3 separate regions of the Mus musculus genome follow, and regions 1 and 2 are each linked to region 3. The links are chromatin loops, found by intact Hi-C in ENCODE. Cell type or tissue: gastrocnemius. All regions are shown on one strand.

Region 1 (2,500 bases), 340 kb before region 3:
ACCTACCTGATTCCGTTTCTCTGGAGAAATAAGCCAACTAGGACTAAGCACTGACAGCCCCGCTGGGGGTGGGGTGGGTGACATCTCAGGGAGGCGCCTGTGGGGTCTTCAGCTCTTCTCATCTTCTTGAGCTTTCTGTCTTCTTGCCTGTCTTGGTTGTAGATGAAGTGGGTAACTTGGGCAAGCTCCTTCTCGCCTGTAATGCTTCTATTCCTCACTGAGACTATAATAATTCAACTTCATATTTAATATAAATCAGTAAGTTGAATTATTATACACTTGGGTCTTTGTAGAAGCCCTTAGTTACATACACACACATATTTGTTGTTGTTGCTGTTGTTATTGAGGCTATTACCTGCCCTGCTCCCCGCCCCCTTTTTTATTAGAAAAAGTTGCCGAGGTTCAATCATCCACGCATGTTCTAGAGGTTCCTATGAGAATGTAGCTTTTCAAAGCAGCCAGTGCTGGGCAAAGCCAGGGCTCTCCTTTTTTGACTGGAAGGAATTTCAGCTCCCTAGCTCTTCTGTTTTGAGTTTGGTTGCCAGGGAACTCAGGCTGGAGGTACAAGTTTGGCTACAGAAACCCCATCATCTTGGAAAGTCTCCACTGGTGTAGCTCTTCCATCCTTCGTCTTTATTTGGTTTTCTCTGATTATGTTGAGCCTTAATTTCTTCACTTGTAAAGTAAGGGCATGCACTAAAATTCTCCTAATTTCGTGATTCCATCATTGCCTTATGAAGCCAGAATTCTTTCCTAATTTTAACTATAATTTAGTAAATGTGTTTTAAATACTTGTCATTCTATGAGGTATTAGCTAAATACAAAAATACTTTAAGACAGGAAGTTCAGAATGAAAGTAGCAAGAAGGAGTAAAGCAGGAAAGGTGAGGGAGGAGAGGCACTGGGCAGGGAAAGGAGGAGTGACATGGAGGAGGGGGAAGAGCTGATCTTAACCCTGACCACTGAGGCACACACGGGCAAGCATATGAGTCTATGGTGGGGCTTTGTAGTTTTATGTAGAAAAAGCCAACAGGTAGGTGGAGCCTCCAGACAGAATGAAGAGAGTAATGCAGGGCCTGTGTGAAGAGATTAAAAGGAAAAATGTCTGTTTTCAGGGACAGCAGGTGTGGCTCACACCCAAGGCACAGGAGGGAAGCAGTGGGCAAACTGGGTAGAAAAGGACAGTTGGTTGGCTTCCTTGTGTCCCTCTGTCTGCCAATCGGGGCACAAGAGCTTATGGCTAACAGACAAAAGACCAAGCAAACACTTAAATACTTCTTGGCTGAAAAAAGTAAAGGTCTACTTTAGTTCCAACTTGGTGGAATCCTTTCTAAGATACTGCACGCTCATCTCTCTGCCTTTCCTCCTCCGCTCTGCAGGGGCAGCCTAGAGGACTGTTTATTAGCACTGTTTCTTAGGCTCCTTGTCTCTGCCACCAGCTCAGGATCCTGGAAGGGAAGCCACTCAAAGCTTCTCTGGGTCCAGCTCCAACTAGTTCTCTGCACAGAAAGGGTTTAACAAATAGCTGCTGATCAAAAATAAATAATTAAAATTAACTAATTAAAAAAATCAACCAACCATCTGTGTTACTTATAACTGGGCTGAGATACTTTAATGTTCTGATACAAAAAGTCAAAAAGGTAACCTTTTAACTGAGGTCCACACAGTGCCAGGACTGGAAAGGACTTAGGGTGGGTTCAGCATTGATTTCTAGAGAAGGCACTGATTAGCTGTGTCTGTGGGTAGTCTCTACAGAAACACTGTTGGGCATAGACTTCCTGTAAGGCTGAATCACACATATATGTTCCATGAAGTACCATGCAAAATAGGCACACAACAAGTGCTCATAACACCACAATGTTTGTGTTTGCTTTTGAACAATTTCTTTTCCCTTTCCAATAATTATGGAAGCCAAATAGAAGCACAACAACAACGAAGCAGAACACTTCCAAAGCCCCTGCCTTGCGCCTCCAACTGGACACAGCTTAGAGTTAGCTGGGAAGAAGAAACCTCGGGGAAGGGCTGCCCCCATCACCTGGCCTGGGAGCATGTCTGTGGGGCATTACGTGGATTGCTCATTATGTAAAGGGACCCAGGCCACTTCGAGAGGTACCGTCCTTGGCAGTAAGCTTTCTTCTGTGGTTTCTGCTTCAGTTTCTGCCCCAGCTTTCCTAAATGATGGACCTGGATGTGTACACTGAAAGAAAGCCTTTTCAATGCAAGATTCTTTTTCCTTCAGAGTGTGTAAACAAAGTAACAACAACAACAACAACAACAAAAAAGCAAAGGAAACAAAAGGGATCTGATCTTGCAAAGAACAAGAAATAGAAGATAGAAGCTTTCCCCTGAACCTCTTCTACTTAAAAAAAAAAAAAAGCTAACCATTCAACTATGAACACGTGTTACTTGTTAATTTATTAAACATCTATTTTATAAAGCTTAATTATGTGTATGTGTGTGGGGGTATATACGCATGTATGCAGGTTTCTACAGAAATCAGA
Region 2 (2,500 bases), 330 kb before region 3:
ATTTGTATCCAAAGTCTCTCAAAGTTGTCTCTAAAATACTTTTGCAGCTGTGAAATTGCTAATGCAGACTTTTGTTCGTCAGGTCTAGGACATTAGGCTCCCACAGTGGCGTTATCAGTTCATCCTTCTCCTGGCATAAGCACAATGGATGTGAAGTGCTCAAACTGCCATACACACCATTAACTGATTGATTATTTAGTGCTCGTCGCTCCGTAATACCACAGTAACTGGATAATGTATGCTTTGTCACTCACACAATGTGGCTCCTAAAACACAGCACACAGTTAAATACGCTGGATGCTTTTGTTACACAAGAGAACTGTTTCCTGTTTTTAATTTCGTGATAATTGAGTTCTGATGAGTTAAGGAAAAAAGACTGCAAGTTATATCAATAAGACACAAAATGCCCGTGTATTCACTAGCCAGGCGGAACACAGATGTGCTGACAGCTTCCATCGCTGCAATGTCAGCTTTGAATCCACGGGATAACGTGGACATGGATGCTGGATCAGGCTTGTCATCTCACTTTTAAACAAGAGGCGTCTTGGCAACCTCAATACAAACGGCCACATTAGTACAGTCAGCATAGTGTTGATCTCCACAAAGTATTAATTTATTAGGAGATTTAAATTCTCCTTAATGTCTTTAACATTTTTTAAAAAGGAGAATCTGAATAACATGGAATCTAAGTATTTGTGGGATGCACCGTTTCACTTAAATTTGTGAGAAAATAAACAAGGACTAGAAAATACAACCTAACAGAATCCTCTGTTAATTTTTATTTTTTAGGATGGAAAGAGAGGGACAATAGGAGCGGCATGATAGGATTGGGGGAGGGGAGGAGGAGGAGGAAGAAGGAGGGAGGAAGGGAGAGAGGGAGGGGGGAGAGGGAGGGAGGGAGAGGGAGAGAGAGAGAGAGAGAGAGACCGACCCTGTATTGGCCTCTCCACTGTAGTAGCACTTGGGCTCAGAGCACTAAAACCAGCAGGGGCATGTGCAAGCCCCAGAATCCAACCAGGAGCTAATAGTGCTTGTGGCCACCCCTATCACATCCTCCCCCAGCCCCCAGGCATATATTAAATACATTCTGTAAACAGACACTAGAGGGCACTCCAGCTGGCCAGATACCTCCAAGCATTGACCATTTCTTTCTTTCTTTTTTTTTTTTTTTAAAAATCACTTAATAATAAAGTGACTGATTTCCTTTAAAAACCACTTATTTAGACAAATAGAGATTTAGAATTGAAACATTCCTGTCAGATTAAATCAACTGCTAATTGGGTCAAATGTTGCACCCCATGTGGTCTCTCAGTGTCAGCTTGAAAGTCAAGGAGTTAGAGCAGACAGGATGACATCATCTCACACGTGAGGCCTGCCACACAGTTCTAGCCAAGTCAAAGAAGGTCTAAATAGCTAGTTTCCCCAGTAGCCCTTCCCCCACCCCCCAACTTGTTCCCCACGCTGCTCAGGCCTTAGGCTTGGTCCGAAGACGTGGAAGAAACAAACTTTGGCTGAAAAACTGAGGTCAAAGTTTTTGGTGGAGCTGTGGGATCCCAGGTCCCAGCTGTCCGGGCCCTCCTCTGGTTCAGACCTTCTCACAGTACTTTTCAATTAACATGTTTTTTGTTTGTTTTTTGTTTTGTTTTTTGTTTTTTTTTTTTTTAAGTAGGGGGAGGAAAGAAAGGACAAAAAACCCCAAGTATCCAGTGATTTTAAATACACATTCTTACCACTTTGGTTTCTCTTTCCCTGGATACACTTGGAGAGACTCCCATTAACACTAATGGGAGTTACAGGAGCAGCAAGGGGAGAGACCCCCACGGTGTACAAGATGCATCTCTCCCTAGATGTGCATCAGGGGCATTCCATTAAACCTCACTGCTGCAAGGAAGTCAGGGAAGAGCCAGGGATTCAGCAGAGCCGGGGAAAGACACATTTTCAACTGTGCCTCCTGTAATCTTGATGATGATGGAGTCCAAAAAATGACGGACGGTCGGTCCCATGGACAGTGAGCACCGCTGAGGAGCACTCTGTGTGCCATCTGTGCGTCTATGACTGGCGTTCTAAGTGAAGAGCGGGCATCTACAGTGAGGGGAAGGCCAGCAGTGTGTGTGCTAGCTGCCTCCCCGGAAAGCATGCCAGACAAAAAGAATCAGGAGTGATCTTATTTGTGGAAAGCAGGAAGCTCCTATAGCTTATCTCTAAAATGGAGTGGCTCTAAACACACATAGACAAAACTCATGTACAAAAACAGCTTTGAAAGCACAGAAGGCTCACAAACACTAGCAGTCTTTGCCTGTGCTCGGGGAGATAACCCACAGGACATGACTTTGCTTTGCTTTGTGGCACAGGGATAGCAGATGCAGAGCCTCGAGTAGGCTAGTCAGAATGCCTTCCTGCTGAGAACCATCCCTGGCCCCAAGAAAGGCAGGCATTCTGTAGACTATGGAACACTCACAAGCACAGATAATGTGGTTTCGCTGTCTTTACTCGGCATGTT
Region 3 (2,500 bases):
CCCATAAATTATCTCCCCTGACAAGCCCGATTCACGGCCCTTACTGCCATCCCTACCCCTGCATGCCCTACTCCGCTGGCCTGACCCTGAAGAGAGTTCCGAGGCACTGGGGTTCCAGACGGAATTTCTTCCTCTTTCAACATTTAAACTTACTCGGCCACCCCATTTTCCTCCCTCCCCTCTCCCCAGTATCTGTGAATGCAGATCGCTGCTGCAGTAATTGGGAGGAAGTAAAGAGAAAGGCAGGGAAAAGGGAGCCGCAGGGAGAGGCTCTGCGGGCTGGAGAGAGGCGAGACTAGGAGAGAGACGGGAGAGAGGCTGCAGAGAACAGAGAGTGACCAAGACCCGCGCCCCCACGGACGCGTGGATCAGAAAACGGCTGGCTTTACCGTGACTAATGTGCAGCTTGCGCATCCAGGGGTAGATCTGGGGCTGAGCGGGCGGCGCCGGGCTCGGCTCGCTCTGGGCGCCCGCCTGCTCGCTGCTGGCAGGGGCGTCCTCCTCGGCTGCGGACGCCGTGCCAACCCCCTCTCTGCTGCTGATGTGGGTGCTGCCGGCGTTGGCCGAGGCGCCGCTGGAGTTGCCCAGGGAGTTTTTCCCGCCGTGGTGGCTGTCGCTGCCGGGCGAGGGGGCCACCGCTGAGCAGGGCAGCGGGTCGGGCGGTGGCGAGTGCGTGGACGTGGCCGGCTGGCTGTACCTGGGCTCGGCGGGCGCCGCACTGGCCCCAGCCGCGTAGCTGCGGGCGCGCTCGCCGGAGCCAAAGTGGCCGGAACCCGAACGGCCGACGCTGAGATCCATGCCATTGTAGCCGTAGCCGTACCTGCCGGAGTGCATGCTCGCCGAGTCCCTGAATTGTTCGCTCACGGAACTATGATCTCCATAATTATGCAACTGGTAGTCCGGGCCATTTGGATAGCGACCGCAAAATGAGTTTACAAAATAAGAGCTCATTTGTTTTTTGATATGTGTGCTTGATTTGTGGCTCGCGGTCGTTTGTGCGTCTATAGCACCCTTGCACAATTTATGATGAATTATGGAAATGACTGGGACATGTACTCGGTTCCCTCCTACGTAGGCACCCAAATATGGGGTACGACTTCGAATCACGTGCTTTTGTTGTCCAGTCGTAAATCCTGCCTGATGACCTCTAGAGGTAAACTCGTGCACTAATGGGGGAGTTGGGTGGAGGCAAGAGGGGTGGCGCGCGCGCCCTGGGCGCGTCCCCGCCACCCGTTGCCGCCGTTCAGTCGGACTCGAGCGCCACCCGCTGGAGACTGGGCGCATCGCTTCGCTTCCGACCTCGGGCTTCAAGGGCCGGGGTCGAATTGAGGTTACAGCCCATTATGGCAAAATTATTGCATTTCCCTCGCAGTTCCATTAGGATGTACCAATTGTGAGGCCGTCAGCTGCCGATCGCACGCCCGGCGAGGATACAGAGGATTCGGGGGAGGTGGTGACTTAGAATTATTTACAACAACTTTATTTCCCCGGCTTTGTATCCCCTCTTATTTTTGTGTAGAGGTTGGGGTCGGTTTGCCAGCCCGGCCGGCAGCTGTGAATTTTGAAAACACAGATATCACCTTCGAGGAAGGGAAGACGATTTAGCCAATTGAAGAAATAAATCCTGCCCACAGCAGCAGCCACAATTACGGCTCTGTTTTTGTGAACGCATGAAGGACAGTGCCCCTGCCGCTCTTAAACCACAGGCGTCTATTAAAGACAGCTTTTGTGTAGTGTTTCTCCGAGGCGAGGTCAAATTCCATACACTCGTATAACCAGAATCATTTTTTTCCTCCGTGCAAATATGTTTTTCGTGCCATTAGTTTGCTATCTGATTTGTTTATTTATCCAGCCTGGAAGATCTTCATCCCTGGTCCGGTTCCTCTGATCAGCCCGGCCCCAGGTAGCAGGGTTCTTGGTGAACCCAGAGATTGGGCCCTGATACCCAAACGGCCTCCGAGGCTGCTTGGAAGCTGGGATCGGTGGGTAGAGCTATTGGGATCTCGCTTAGACCACTGGGAATAAATTGCGGGAACTAATGGAATCATTTCGTGGCTGTGTCTAGTATCACCGTAGTTATTTTCCTGGGCTCCGAAAGACGAAAGTAAATCACAAATGTAGCTGAGAAGAGAGCAGACTCTCTCTACTAGAGGCCTGGCATCTCAGGCGTCCCTGGCACGTTTGGAAGCCAGGACTCTTGCGGCTCTCATGGTCTTGGGCCCCCTCTTTGGGTCCTGAAAGCTGCGAGGTGGATTGCGTCCGAGCTGTATGAGGCTGAGAGTGGAAATCGGGAGCTGGGAGCCTGCGGGAGCCTAGTCGCTCCCAAGCTGTAAACCCAGGTTGGCTTGCCTCGGCTGAGGCTGCTACTCTCCCACTGACGGTTACGCGCCGATAGAGAGATTTGGTTCTGTCGGGGAAGGGGGGTGTTCCTCTTTGTTCCTCAGGCTTCTTGATTAGGGGCATCCTGAGAGGCCGGGACAGGGCTGGGGCCCAGCTCGTA

What was found. Peaks named below come from ENCODE experiments on the same cell type or tissue, not always from the same donor. Only the 100,000 strongest peaks of a DNase experiment are listed, where the experiment ranks them.
Region 1: a loop joins it to region 3, with 6 times the contacts of the local background. A loop is called at or near these places in 32 of 42 quality-filtered maps.
Region 2: it touches region 3 in a loop (9-fold over the local background); 33 of 42 quality-filtered maps call a loop at or near these places.

What each region holds. Positions count from the first base shown.
Region 1 is chr6:51,865,639-51,868,138 of GRCm38, forward strand. All of the region lies in intron 11 of Skap2 (src family associated phosphoprotein 2), which reads right to left. Among named protein-coding and RNA genes, the nearest start is that of Skap2, 150 kb to the right of the region's middle. In gastrocnemius, no CTCF peak of the experiment used is centred here; a DNase peak (open chromatin) is centred at 1,172.
Region 2 is chr6:51,875,012-51,877,511 of GRCm38, forward strand. The region is part of intron 10 of Skap2 (src family associated phosphoprotein 2); the gene reads right to left. Among named protein-coding and RNA genes, the nearest start is that of Skap2, 140 kb to the right of the region's middle. In gastrocnemius, a CTCF peak has its summit at 1,104 (motif pointing right); DNase peaks (open chromatin) are centred at 1,034, 1,380, 2,025 and 2,364.
Region 3 is chr6:52,203,400-52,205,899 of GRCm38, forward strand. All of the region lies in intron 1 of Hoxa3 (homeobox A3), which reads right to left. It overlaps Hoxa5 (homeobox A5), which reads right to left and starts at 1,188. Exons shown (of 2, transcript NM_010453.5): 1 at 390-1,188. The coding sequence starts at 951. Hoxa6 (homeobox A6) reads right to left here. Exons shown (of 2, transcript NM_010454.3): 2 at 1,459-2,500. The region is part of intron 1 of Hoxaas3 (Hoxa cluster antisense RNA 3); the gene reads left to right. In gastrocnemius, a CTCF peak has its summit at 1,273 (motif pointing left); DNase peaks (open chromatin) are centred at 523 and 1,253; H3K4me3 peaks cover 1,534 bases; H3K27ac peaks cover 1,770 bases.